Linked DNA regions of Homo sapiens: region 1 is linked to region 2. The links are chromatin contacts, found by Hi-C or POLR2A ChIA-PET in ENCODE. All regions are on one chromosome and are shown on one strand. Each heading gives the region's core, a stretch centred on a gene start or an enhancer-like site at or near the end of the contact. The rest is flanking DNA. Distances are from core to core; before and after follow the strand shown.

What was found. Hi-C counts contacts between places; a loop is a spot of excess contacts on that map. ChIA-PET counts read pairs that join two places held with the same protein, here RNA polymerase II (POLR2A).
Region 1: a map of endothelial cell of hepatic sinusoid shows a loop between it and region 2 (6-fold over the local background). The contact joins two enhancer-like sites. A Hi-C loop is called at or near these places in 1 of 168 maps with a recorded cell type or tissue (endothelial cell of hepatic sinusoid). POLR2A ChIA-PET finds 5 or more read pairs at or near these places in 3 of 52 experiments (Caco-2, HepG2 and WTC11).

What each region holds. Positions count from the first base shown.
Region 1 is chr4:6,340,415-6,347,261 of GRCh38, reverse strand. All of the region lies in intron 6 of PPP2R2C (protein phosphatase 2 regulatory subunit Bgamma), which reads left to right. Among named protein-coding and RNA genes, the nearest start is that of WFS1, 74 kb to the right of the region's middle. Within about 2 kb of position 3,026, at least 4 of the 41 ENCODE cell types and tissues checked have a DNase peak (open chromatin) inside an H3K27ac peak, as active enhancers do.
Region 2 is chr4:6,303,625-6,310,340 of GRCh38, reverse strand. No RefSeq gene overlaps it. Among named protein-coding and RNA genes, the nearest start is that of WFS1, 37 kb to the right of the region's middle. Within about 2 kb of position 1,305, at least 7 of the 41 ENCODE cell types and tissues checked have a DNase peak (open chromatin) inside an H3K27ac peak, as active enhancers do.

The DNA.
Region 1 (6,847 bases), core at 1,777-4,276, 35 kb before region 2:
CACTGAACACTCACTCTGAGCCCAGCCCTTACCAAGGGCTTTACCTGTGAACTCATCGAATCTTCACACAAGCCCCAGGAGATGCTGTTCAGAAGAGGAAACAGAAGCTCCAGTTATTGGCCCAAGGTCACCCAAATTCAATCGTGGCAGAGCTGGGCTGCCTGGCACTGGGTTGTGGCCATGGGCTGCACACTGCCACAGCCATCCCAGAGGCCCCTGAAGGCGAGGGATCAGGCCACGGCATCCTCCTTCCCAGACAGCCCTGCAGGGCTAGCAAGGGGCCAGGCAGGAGGTGGGGTGTCCCCCAGGCAGAGGGCAGGGACTTTGCTTATCTGGTTCCCCTCACTGTCTGTCCCCAGCACCTACCACAGTGTCTGGAAATAAACACTTGTTGAATAAACCCCAGAGGACCCTGACTGAAGCCTGGGTGCCGGCGGCAGAGGGCTGTTTGGGAGCGATGGGGCCACACTGTTCCCTTAGGGTGTCTGGTTTTGCTGGGCAGTCAGAGACAGGGTGCACACCAGCCCCAGGACTCAGGCTCAGGGCCCACCAAAACCTCCAGCTTCTGCCTCCTTCCTTGGCCAAGTTCTGGCCCCCACATCCACCCCCTCATCTCCTCTGGGTTTGTCCACGCTCCGTGTGTCACGCTCAGCCATCCAGGCATTCAGTAGGCGCCTATTCCTGGCATGGGTGTGCAGCAGAGGCCCACCGTCGGGAGCTGGCGTCTGCGGGGGAGACAGACAGTGAACACACACCTGACGCATGTCAGGGCATGGTGAGCAATGGCACCAACACCCACAAAGTCAGGTACAGGGACAGAGGGGGTCAGGGAGGGCCTCCCTGAAGAGACCACAGTGGAACGGACACCCTGAGGGGGTGGGTGGTGCCGATCTCTGGGGAAGAATGTTCGAGAAGGAGGGCACTGCAGTGGCCGTGACTCCACACATTGCCTGTAGGTCAAGGGAGGGACTGGGTTTTGTTCTGGCTGAGCTGAGAATGAGAAGCTGTGGGTTGTCACGAGATTGGGACTTGAGGAGGAAGAGGAGACGCCGCAGAGGGTCCCCGGGGGAGCAGGCGTCAGAGGTCGCTGCAGGGTCTGCAGGAAGAAATGGTGACCCCACTGAGGGGGTTGTTGGGAGGTGGGGCAGGGCTCACCTGGCTGCCCCCTCTGGATGTTGCTTGGAGGTCGAGCTTTGCCTTGTGGGGCGTGACTCTGTGGTTGGTTTGAGCTGTGGGTGAAGGTGGGGCCGTGGCCTGGAACAACAGGGGGTGCCAGGGACCAGCAGGCAGGTTTCAGACCCGCGAGCCTGAGGCCCGTATTGGGTTCCAAGGAAATGGGTCGAGTAGGCAGCCAGATATCCAGGCAGTAATGCCACCTGGAGATAAGTGTGGAGTTAGTGGCCGTGGACTGATGGGAGGCTGGAGACCAGCTGAGATTCCCGGGGTGCAGGGGGCTCGGGGCTGCGTCCTGTGCGCCACAACAAAGGACCACACACTTGGTGGCTGAAAACAGGGCATATGTATAGTCTCAGTCCGCAGTCCCACAGCCAGCTCACTGGCCATAATGAAGGTGCCACGGGCTGGTACCTTCGGGAGGCTCTGGGGAGCACCGTTTTCCCTGCCTCTTCTGGCTTCTAGAGGCGCTGCGTTCCCTGGCACGTGGCCCCTCCCCCATCCTCCCAGCCCACAGCGGCCAAGCCTCTCTCACGTCTCTGACCCTCCTGTCTGTCTTTCGCGTATAAAGGCCCTTGTGATCGCCTTGTTCCTGCCACCCCTAATGATCCAGGATGACTTCCTCATCTCAAGGTTGGCTGAGTTGCGTCCTTGATTTCATCTTTGGCCTTATTTTGACTTTGCCGTGTAGCATAACATAGTCACAGGTGCTAGGGATCAGGACGCAGCCGTCTCTGGGGGCCGTTCCACCGCCTACTACAGGACACTGCCCCCCCACCTACGCCTCCCGCCCATTCACTCAGGCCACATGTGCCTCCAGCTGTGCCTGTGTACAGCCAGGTCTGGGTCCGAATGGAATGGGAGAATATTGGGGAAGAGAGGGGGTTCTTCCTGCTCCTGGTCCGCTGCTGACCCCGTGTGAGCCCTGTGGGAAGGAGGATGGGGCTTCATTGGCACCCTGTTGTTTATAGGGGTGGAAATCCAGAAACATCCTCAATATCCCAATCTTAAATGCTAAGATTATTCAACTCTTCTGAAATGAGTGAGGCAGCTTTTTGTTTCTTTTTCTGGAACCGTTGGTGTAATATATCTGCTCCTTGAAGTATTAGGAAAACTTGTGTGCAAATCTATTCGGCGTCCTTTTGAGGGAGAGAAGGAAAATTTTAAGCAACCAGTTTAAAATGCCGAGAAAATGATGTCGACAGTGATGACATCCATGTACTAGAATATTGTTCGGTCATGTCAGCTATTGTTTTAGAAGAATTTTTAATGCCACAGGGAAGTGATTATGTTGAAAGATTTAGGGGATAACAAAATAAGGCTATGACCACCAGAAAAGTGGAAACAGAGAAAACTCTGGAAAGAAATACACTAAGTTGTCCCTGAGTGGTGAGCTATAAGAAACTGATGGAATATTTTCTTTTTATTTTTCTGTGTATTTTTACTTTCATGATGGATTTGAACTTTGAATCAGAAAACACATGTGTGTGCAGGAAGGGTGGAATTTAGAGAGCACAGAGACGGGCATAGGACAGTTTTGTGCACCCCTCAATGTTTGTGTGACATTTTTCAGTGGGCTAGAGGGGGCAGTCAGACCCCCTTTGGCTCCCGAAGCCTGTGCTATCCGGTTTCCCAGGGCAGAAGCAGCGGTCACATATACCTTGCACATTTCGTGAGTCCAAGCACAGACACATCCATTTCAGCCACGTAATTTCATATGCCTGATGATGTATGAGCCTTGTGTGAATCAGCCAATGAACTCAACAGTGCGAGAAATATGAGTGTTTTCGATGACTCAATTCAATTTCATTCTTCACCCCCAGCTCCCAGGGCTGCAGTGAACGTTAACTTTTAGGGCCTCGGCAGATTCCACTCCTCTCCGGATTGCACTGAGGTTCCAGAAGGCTCTGGCAGGCCGAGGTGCGGAGAGAGGGACATGGTGTCTTCCAGGCCACTGAGGACTTTTGATTGTGCCTGGGCGACCTTGGGGCCAGGTCCTTGCTGACAAATCCCCAAGGGCCTGTTGGCTGTGCTCAGTGACTCACCTGGGAGGTTGGCAACATGCTGACCTCTGGCGGCTCTTGCCCGCACCAGTGATCCCAAGTCTGTAGACAGGGTGGGGCTGCCTGTGATGTACTAAGGTTTTATGTATGCTTTTTGCACACACAGTCATAGGTGAAGTTGGTTTATAATTTTCTTTTCTTATACTCTCTTTGCCCAATTTTAAGATTATTCAACTCTCCTAAAATGAACTGGGCAGCTTTTTCTTTCTTTTTCTGGAGCAGTTGATGTAATATATCTGCTCCTTGAAATCTTAGGAAAACTTGTGTGCAAATCTATTTGGTGTCCTTTTGAGGGAGAGAAGAATTTTTTTCTTTTTTTTTAGACAGAATTTGGCTCCATCACCCTGACACGATCTTGGCTCACTGCAGCCTCCACCTCCTGGGTTCAAGGGATTCTCTCACCTCAGCCTCTGGAGTAGCTGGGATTACAGGTGTGTGCCACCATGCCTGGCTAATTTTTTTTGTATTTTTAGTAGAGACAGGGTTTTGCTGTGTTGGCCAGGCTGGTCTCGAACTCCTGGCCTCCAGTGCTGGGATTATAGGCATGAGCCACCATACCAGGCCAAGAGAAGAAAAATTTTAAACAACCAGCTTAATTTCTTTTTTGATTATTGATTTATGCAAATTTTATTTAAAATTTTTCTAGAATATTTTTCATTATCAAACTCAATATCCTGTACGGAAACTTTCTCTTTCGTGCCAGCAAAAAGATTGCGCAGCAGTTTTTAGCATGCTTTTACAGCTTCCATTTCTCCTCATTTAATTTGCCGCACATTGGGGCGAGTGGCTGAAGTGTCTGTCCTTCTGCATGCCTTGTCCGGGCTGTGTTTTTGCTCTGTGGCTCTCATGGGAAATCAAGCACGCAGCCGCTTTCCAATTAGCAGGTGGCGGCTGTTTTTAATCTGAACACAAATGGCTGTTATTTGAGCTAATTTTTTAAAAGGGATTTGGGGATTAGGATTAGTTCTTCACCTCCCACTTCCATCCATGTATCCAATTACTGCTCAAAACTCAGGGAGTGGCTGATAGTGACACCCCAGAGATGTGCTCACAGCATCATTTTCCTAACAGAATCAGACCGCGAATGAAGAGCGTCCTGGATGCAGGAAGGTGAGCATTTCTGCCATTGGACAGATGAGGAGACCGAGGGTCCGAGAAGCTCTGTGACTTCCCTGGACCCCTCCTCTATCAGGGCAGAGCTGGGGGCACACAGGCCACTCTGTTCCCTCTGCAGCTTCCCACCTTTCTCCGAAGCACTGGAAATCCGCGTCTTGTGACTGCTTGGCAGTGTGACAGGGTAACCGTGGAAACAACCGTACATGAGTCCTCAAAATAGACAGTTACTTCTGCTTATGACAGCACAGAGCCTGCGGAAAGAAAGGGCCGTGCCCGGAACACTGGGATTTCTTAGAATTGGGGGTGATGATGGCTGAGACCCTGATTTCTTAGAATCGGGGCCGATGATGGCCAAGACCCTTCATAGGCCCCCAACGACGTGCCTGGCCCGGTGTTGGGTGAAATAATAACCGCAGCTCATTCTTTGCACACCTAGTGCAAACACATGCTGTTTTCAGTTTATATCTCATTAAATACTCAGCACCTATGATGGGTGTGTTATAGTATTCATCCTACAGATGAGGAAGTTGAATACACTTGACCCTGGAATGATGTGGGAGTTAGGGGTTCAGACAGTGCCTGAATGCAGTTGAAAGTACATGCTTAACTTTTGACTCCCTCAAAACTTCACTCCTAATAGTCGGCTGTTGGTGGGGAGCATTACCAGTAACATCAACAGCTGATGAACATTTGAAGAGACTGATGTCTACGTGGATTTTATGCATTTGTGACATACCTAACTTTTTCTTTTCTTATATATATATGTATGTATATATATGTATGTGTGTGTGTGTGTGTGTGTGTGTGTGTGTGTGTGTGTGTGTGTGTATCGTGGCAGATCTCCAAAATGTTTTCAGTATATTTACTGGGAAAATCGCACATCAGGGGACCTGCAGGTTCAAGCCTGTGTTGTGTGAGGGTCAAGGGGCAACTGTATACGCACTTCTCATTGCTGCGGGAACAATTGCCATGAGCTTAGTGGCTCAAAACAACACAAAAGACTGTTGTACATTCTGGAACTCGGGCTAAAATGAAGGCGTCAGCTGGCCTGTGTTATCTCTGGAGGCTGCAGGGTGGGGCTGTTTTCTGATCTTTTCCAGCTACTAGAGGCTTCTAGAGGCTGCCTGCACTCCTCAGCTCATCATTCCAACCTCTGCTTCCATCATCCCATCTCTTTCTTCCATCTTTGACCTTCCTTCTTCCTCCTATACAGACCCTTGTGATGACATTGGGCCCATCCAGATTATCCAGGGTCACCTCCGTACCTCAAGGTCCTTCACTTAATGACATCTGCAAAGCCCCTTTTGCCATGTGAGATAACAGGTGCACAGATTCTAGGGTGGAGGATGTAGATAGACGCCTTTAGGGGTCATTGTTCTCTGCTACATTGAAGCACAGAGAGATTAAGACATTTGCCCAAGGTCACACAGCTAAGTAGAGCCAAGATAGAGCCTCAGAGAGTCTCATGCCTTCAACCTGCACTCTTTTTCCCTTTCTCATCACAGAAGCCTTGAGAACTAAAACTCTTACAGGAATTGTGGGTGAGCTGGGTTTTTTTTTTTTTTTTTTTTGAAATGGAGTCTCATTCTATTGCCCAGGCTGGAGTGCAATGGCATGATCTTGGCTCACTGCAACCTCCACCTCCTGGGTTCAAGCAATTCTCCTGCCTCAGCCTCCTCAGTAGATGGGATTGCAGGTGCCGGCCACCACACCCGACTTTTTGTATTTTTAGTAGAGACAAGGTTTTGCCATGTTGGCCAGGCTGGTCTCAAACTCCTGACGTCAGGTGATCTGTCCACTTCGGCCTCCCAAAGTGCTGGGATTACAGGCGTGAGCCACCGCCCCCCACCTGAGTGGGTTCATTTAAAAGGGCTGTGTGGGCTCAACTCCCAGGGCTCACTCTAGTAATGGATCTGCTGCAGAAAGACCAGCCTCAGCCCAGACCCTGCAGCTCTCCAGGTGCAGGACCAGGGCAAAGCTCCCCAACAGTGGGAACAGCCCATGTGAGGGCCCTGTGGCTGGATACAGAGGCTGGAGAGAGGAGGTGAGGTCAGAGAGGTGTGTGGCTGGAGGAGGCCTCACAGGCCAGAGCAAGAGCTTCGGGTTTCCTCTGAAAGGGACAGGAACCACAAGGCCGTCTGAGTAGGGAGTGGGCCAGCCTGGCCATGTGTTCACAGGATCCCTCTGGCTGCCCAGTGGGGAATAAGCTGAGGGGTGAGGTAGAAGTGGGGGCTGGCTGGGGGCTAGCGTGTTCACGCAGGTGAGAGACGCTGGTGCGCAGAGTGAGTGGCCGGTGCAGGTGGGGAAGGTGGTGGGCCCTGCCCCCCATGGCAGGTGGGGCCTGCTGGATTTGCTGCTGGATTGGATGGAGAGGGAGGGAGGGTCGGGGATGGCTTCAGGCTCTGTACAGAGACCAGGCTCCCGTCTGTGTGGAGCTTTGTGGAGGGACCACAGGAAGGGGACTAGTAAATAAGTAGGTGCATTGGAGTGGGAAG
Region 2 (6,716 bases), core at 56-2,555:
ATGTGTCTATGAAAGGGGGTTTATCAGGGAGAATTGACTCACATGATCACAAAGCAAAGTTTCCTGATAGGCTGTCTGCAAGCTAGGGAAGAAGGAAGCCAGTAGTGGCTCAGCCCGAGTCCAAAAGCCTCAAAAGTAGGGAAGCCAAGAGTGCAGCCTTCAATCTGTGGCAGAAAGCACAGATTTCGGCAAACCACTGGTGTAAGTCCCAGAGTCCAAAGGCCGAAGAACCTGTAGTCTGATGTCCAAGGGCAGGAGGAGTGGAAGGAAGCATCCAGCATGTGAGGAAGATGAAGGTGGAAGACTCAGCAAGCCAGCTTCTCCCACCTTCTTCTGCCTGCTTAGTTGGAGGCGCGCTGGCAGCGGATTGGATGGTGCCCACCCACATGGAGGAGAGGTCTTCCTCTCCCAGTCCACTGACTCAAATTTCAGTCTCCTCTGGCAACACCCCCACAGACACACCCAGAAACAATGCTTCACTAGCTTTCTAGGCATCTCTCAATCCAATCAAGTTGACACCTAACGGTAACCATCACAGTACCTATCGGGATTCATTCTTTATATGCTACAAAAAGTTCCTGCGTAATAACTTCTGCTAGTTTTTGCTGAAAGAAATCCAAACAGCCTCGAAAAGGGGACAGCCTCCTTGACTTAAACTAAACACAAAGCCCTCCCTGGTTTGGAAATACCTGGAGAAACTTGCCCCTTGGGTCTGAGCAGCCGTAGAGCAAGCAAGGGCAGTGATGGTGAGAGGTGACAGCGTACTGGCAGCCCCGCTCGCTCTCGGCGCCCCCTCTGGCCGCGCTTCAGGGGCCCTTCAGCCCGCCGCTGCACCGTGGGAGCCCCCTCTCTGGGCTGGCCGAGGCCGGAGCCGGATCCCTCTGGGCTGGCCGAGGCCGGAGCCGGATCCCTCGGCTTGTGGGGAGGTGTGCAGGGAGAGGCGCGGGCGGGAACGGGGCTGCGCGCTGCGCTTGCGGGCCAGCGAGAGTTCCGGGTGGGCGGGGGCTCAGCTGGCCTCGCTCTCGGAAAAGCCGGTCGGCGCCGCCCGCCACGGGCGGTGAGGGGCTTAGCACCCGGGCCAGCAGCTGTGGAGGGTTCGCCGGGTCCCCCAGCAGTGCCAGCACTGCGCTCGAATTCTCGCCGGGCGTCAGCTGCCTCCCCGTAGGGCAGGGCTGGGGACCTGCAGCCCACCATGCCCGAGCCTCCCCCTGGCCGTGGGCTCCTGCGCGGCCCAGCCTCCCCGACAAGCGCCGCCCCCTGCTCCGCGGCACGCCGGGTCCCATCGACCGCCCAAGGGCTGAGGAGTGAGGGCGCAGGGCGCGGGACTGGCGGGCAGCTCCACCTGCAGCCCGGTTGGGGGATCCACTAGGTGAAGCCAGCTGGGCTCCTGAGTCTAGTGGGGATTTGGAGAACCTTTGTGTCTAGCTAAGGGACTGTAAATACACCAATCAGCACTCTGTGTCTGGCTCAAGGTTTGTAAAGGCACCAATCAGTGCTCTGTGTCTAGCTAATCTAGTGGGGACTTGGAGAACTTTTGTGTCTAGCTCAGGGATTGTAAACGCACCAATCAGCACCCTGCAAAACGGACCAATCAGCTCTCTGTAAAACAGACCAATCAGCTCTCTGCAAAATGGACCAATCAGCAAGATGTGGGTGGGGCCAGATAAGGGAATAAAAGCAGGCTGCTGGAGCCAGTAATGTTGACACCCTCGGGTTGTCTTCTGTGGTGTGGAGGCTTTGTTCTTTTGTTCTTTGTGATAGATCTAATTGCTGCTCACTCTTTGGGTCTGTACTGCGTTTATGAGCTGTGACACTCGCCGTGAAGGTCTGCAGCTTCACTCCTGAACCAGCGAGAGGAGGAACCCACCAGAAGGAGGAAAACGCGGAACACATCTGAATATCAGAAGGAACAAACTCCAGACACGCCGCCTTTAAGAACTGTAACAGTCACCGCGAGGGTCCGTGGTTTCATTCTTGAAGTAAGTGAGACCAAGAACCTGCCAATTTCAGACACAATGGAGAGCGCCAGTCCTGCTGCGGGGCCATACATCTATTTAATTTCCTCTCATCTTCCCCCCGGTTCCGAGAGGAAGGTGCTTTCACCTGCACTGTTCCCATGAGGAAACGAGGCTTCAGGAATCTGATAAAGCTTCCAAACTCCCGTGGCTGGCAGGAACCAAGGTTTCGATGGCCGGACTTCTCAGCCCCCCAGGTGGAAAAGCAGGAGGCATGACAGATGAGGGTGAGAGTGCATGCCAGGTCAGGCTGAGAAGGCGACAATGCCATATGGTTTTTTCCACTTAGCTTAGCTCCAGGATGACTTTGAACAGTGTTACAGCCCCATGGGCAGAAAATTGCACTTGCCTCAAGCTTCATTAAAGCAAATCGAGTCAGAAGGGATTGAAACACCTGGAAGAAATGCAATGGATTCAAACAGGGAAAAGGTGTGGGTCCGTCCCTTTTCCTGGTAAATCCAGCAGCCTAGGAGATGTCAGAAAAACATTCCAAGGTTCCTGGACTTTTAAAGAGGCTAAGGATGGGGCCTGCCAGGTACAGGATGGCCCATGCAGGTGGAGATGCAGCCACAGGATACCTGGGATTCATTGCAGCCTCGTCACTTACCAGTGTTGGCACTGTATCGGTTATCCCGAATTTAACAGCCTAAAGCCACATTCGTCATCTTATACTCTGTGGGGGTAGGGAATCCAGGAGTGGATTCACCAGGAGGTTCTGGCTGGGTGTCTCCCCGGAGCCGCAGGCGAGTGTGGGCCGTGGCAGCCATCCCTGTTTCCAAGTGCACCATGTGGCAGTTGGCTTGAGGCTCCAGGTCCTTGAGGTGCAGGCTTCCCCACGGGGCTGCTCGCGGCATGGCTTCCTCACCCAGAGTGATGGATCCGAGAGAGAGCAGCCAAACTGAAAGCCACAGCCTTTTGTAAGCAAACCTCAGAAGTGACATCTCGTCACATCTGCCATATTCTACTGGTCGCACAGACCTATCCTGCTACATGGAAGGAGCAGCAGGAAGGTGGTGGGGATTGCTGGGACCATCTTGGAGGCTGCCACAGACATCCAAGGTGAGTTACCGCCCTGCTCCGTGCCCAGGTACCCCTGGATAAAGTGGGGACAATAACATCACCCTCACGAGGTTTTCAAAAGCATGTCCACAAAGCAGCCACCAGTGTCAGGCAGGCGGTAGGTGTTCTGCAGGGAGTAGTCGGCTGCCCCACCCAGCTCTGGGCCCAGCTCCCTCTGATGGGGCTGGTGTCCTTGGGGCTCTTCCAGCTCCAGCAGAAATGGGGAGCGGGATACCGGGTCACCTCACTGCCTGGCTTGCTGGGCCAGGCTCTCGGCTCTCAGCCCCAGTTATACACTCATCTCAGCCGGGGCTTCCCAAAACGCAGCACCCGAGTTCTTCCCATCTTTGGGGGTGGGATTCAGCACAGGACCCCACTGTCCTAAAGAGACAGGTTATTCTGTGACTAAAATAGGAAGGAAAGGGCCTTTCTGGCTAACGGCAGAAAAAAACACATCTAGTTAGAGGAAAGCTTGAAACAGTGAGTTTAGCTGATTTGATCACTTCTGGACGGAAAGAAAAGGGAACCCGAGTCTTTTCTGTTTTGTTTGCTTTGTTTTGTTCCCCAAGCTACTTTCCAAAGTCACTGTAGAAGTTCAGCACTTTAGGAACAACTTTAACAATGGTTTGCCAGCCTCCAAGGTGTGGTTTCCTAGCAACTGGGAAGCTTTTAGAGCTCCAAATAATTGATCAAGTTATGAGTGACTCAAGCAACAGCGAAGTCCTTTTTAGAAAAACAACAAAGCACCTTTATCTTTACCTGGGTGCTGTTAGAATTACGCGGGGGGCCCACGCAGATGACATCATGAGCCTCAGAGAGGGACAGACAAGCTGCAAAAGGCAGCAACATTCAGGGATAACAGGCAGGGAGCAGGAGCCCAAAGGTTTTCCAGGAGACACCTCAGAGAGGGGCTCAGGAGCCATGCAGAGGGGTGGGGGCATGGGAATCTGGGACGCTAGAGCCCTGTCAGTGGCCCAGTCTGACTCTGTCAGCTGTGTCTCTCTGGAGGCTGCAGGCGAGAACCATCTCCTCACCTTTTCCAGCGTGAGAGACACCCACATTCCTTGGCTCATGGCCCCTTCCCCCATCTTGAAGCTTGCAGGGTGGCATCTTCCAATCTCACACCCTGACCCTCCAGCCTCCCTCTTACAAGGACACTTGAAATTACTTTGGGCCCTTCTGGATAGGAAAGTCCAGAATCATCTCCCCGGTATCAAGATCTTTAACTGAATCCCATCTGCAACATCCCTCCTGCCATGCAAGGGAACACACAAACAGGATTTGGGGATTAGGACCTGGACACCTTTGGGGGCTGCGATTCTACCGCCCGCAGTCTTCACAATGGACGTGTCTATTTTGCAACAGCCGCTAGGATGAGAAAATGCATGGTATGTGTCCAGCATATAGTGGGTGCTCCATTAATGTGGTGAAACTGGGCAGAGCATCACAGCGCTCACGGTAGATGACTGTAGCACTTTTCTCTACCTGCCATTGTGCTATATTCACTGACTGGTACCTGGTCCATCTCCCCACAAACACCCCTCCCAGTGGGGCAGGGGCTCTCTGTTCATTCTGCATCCCCTGTGCCAGGAAGAGTGAAGCACACAGCAGGTGCTGAATATTTTGAGTGAATGAGTGTTCATTTTCTTTGTCATGAAGAGGAAGCACCATTTATCGGATAGGGTCCTGGCTGTCAAAGTGTGCTTTCCCCGAGCTGCCGGATGAGACGTGTTGGGCCACGTGGCTGTTTGTTTAATAGCCCTGACACCCCATCCTGCTGATTGGGAGCTGGGGTGGTTACAGGATTCTGTCCTCAGGTGGCAGACTTGAGAGACAGGTCCTGGTTCATGGGCATCTGCAGAAATGTGCGTTTTTGTCACCTCACTTGGGAGTGTACTTGCATGATGTAGGATCAAAAAAAAGGAAGAGAGCACTTGAATGATTGAGCTTTGAATGACTGGTCTTTAACAGCATGTCCAAAGGAGGCAGAGAGGTCTTTCTGATGGCTTCGCTACCCAAGAATGGACAGTGAAGGCCCCCTGAAAGAATGCCCCTAGGGAGCTGGGCTTCCAGAGGGCTTGGAAACTCTGGCGCCAAACCCTCTCTTGGCACTTGAGATGGCACCACCCAATTCGGTCTTTCCTGACTCATTCTCTCAAATGCTACTACTTCGTAGAAGCAAAGTGAGACCCTGCCCCCGGTCCCTCCCTGGGTGTCCTACAGCTCCATACGGTGAAGGGGCAGACCAGAGCAGGTGGCCGGGACGGGGTGTTAAATAATGGCTGTTCCTGCAGACGGCAGGTTCTTTCCTGGGTGGGGTGGTCGGCGGGGCCCGGGGAGCCTCTCTGTAAAACCCAGAACAAATGTGGAGGCTGCAGTGAGCCGAGATAGCACTACACTCCAGCCTGGGTGACAAAGTGAGACCCTATTTCAAACAAACAAACAAACAAAAACGGTGTTGCTAAGAAGTTTTGAAAACCACTAACTTAGCCCAGGCTTTCCGTTTTACAGATTGGGACACTGAGGCCTGGGGACAGGTGTTAAATGGTGCCGGGTGGCACAGGGGTTTGTGGCAGAATGAGTGGAACCCGGGACCATGCCCATTCTGGACTCTGCCCAAAAGACAGCACCACTTCTCCTCCAACCTGTGCCTCTGCCGGTTGGTTAGAAACTAATTGTGGATGCTGAGTGGCAGTGTGGTGGCCCAGGGGAAGGGGACAGGCAGAGCTCTGTCCTTCCTGCTCTGCTATGTGCCATGTGATAACGTGCTAATGTGCTATGGCCTCCACTCTGAACCTCGGTGCCGTCTTCTGTAGATGGGGGATGTTGGAGCATCTTCCTCATCCAGGGGTTGTGAGGGAGATGCTGTGTTGTCATCTTTGTTCACTTGGAAAGCATCAGGCGACTTCCCTCCTCTGCAGTCAGTGGGGATCCTGGGGGCAGAGTCACAGGGCGAGGGCCTTCCATGGCTTCACAAATCCACAGAATGGGGAGAGGAAATGAGGCTGAACCCCAACCTCATCTCATTGCCTGGGAAAGAAACCCAGGGGCGAGCATGTGGCTCGGAGTGATGACACCTCCTGAGCCTCTCGTGTGGTTTCACGCAGAGGACAGTGTGGGGGTGCAGCTTCCACCACCCGTGGCTCGGAGTGATGACACCACCTGAGCCTCTCGTGTGGTTTCACGCAGCCCCTCCAGGCAGGACAAACCAGGATGAGAGGACAGTGTCGGGTGTAGCTGCCACCACCCAGTGTCGTCCAAGGAAAATGGAGCAACCACATCCTGCATGGCAACACCAGGTGGCCAAGCCAGATCGTGTGACCACTCGACGCTTCCCACCCACAGCAAAGAGGTGAGGCCTGGTGCCCAGCAGAGAGCAGCCCAGCCTACGGGGGACAGGAGCAGGTACAGGCCACGTCCTCAACCTCAGGGAAGACACCAAAGACCCAAGGGGCTGGGACAGACAGGCTGCCCAAGAGGGGTGAGGTTTGCTGAGGGGCCTGCAGCTGCTCGGGTGCCCCCAAATGACTAAGTTCTGATTATAATCCCATGGGGTCATCACTGCAGGTTAGGGAACACAGGAGGTGGTTTCACAACACACTCCCGCATGGACAGCAGCCCCCACGCCATCAATCACCCTGT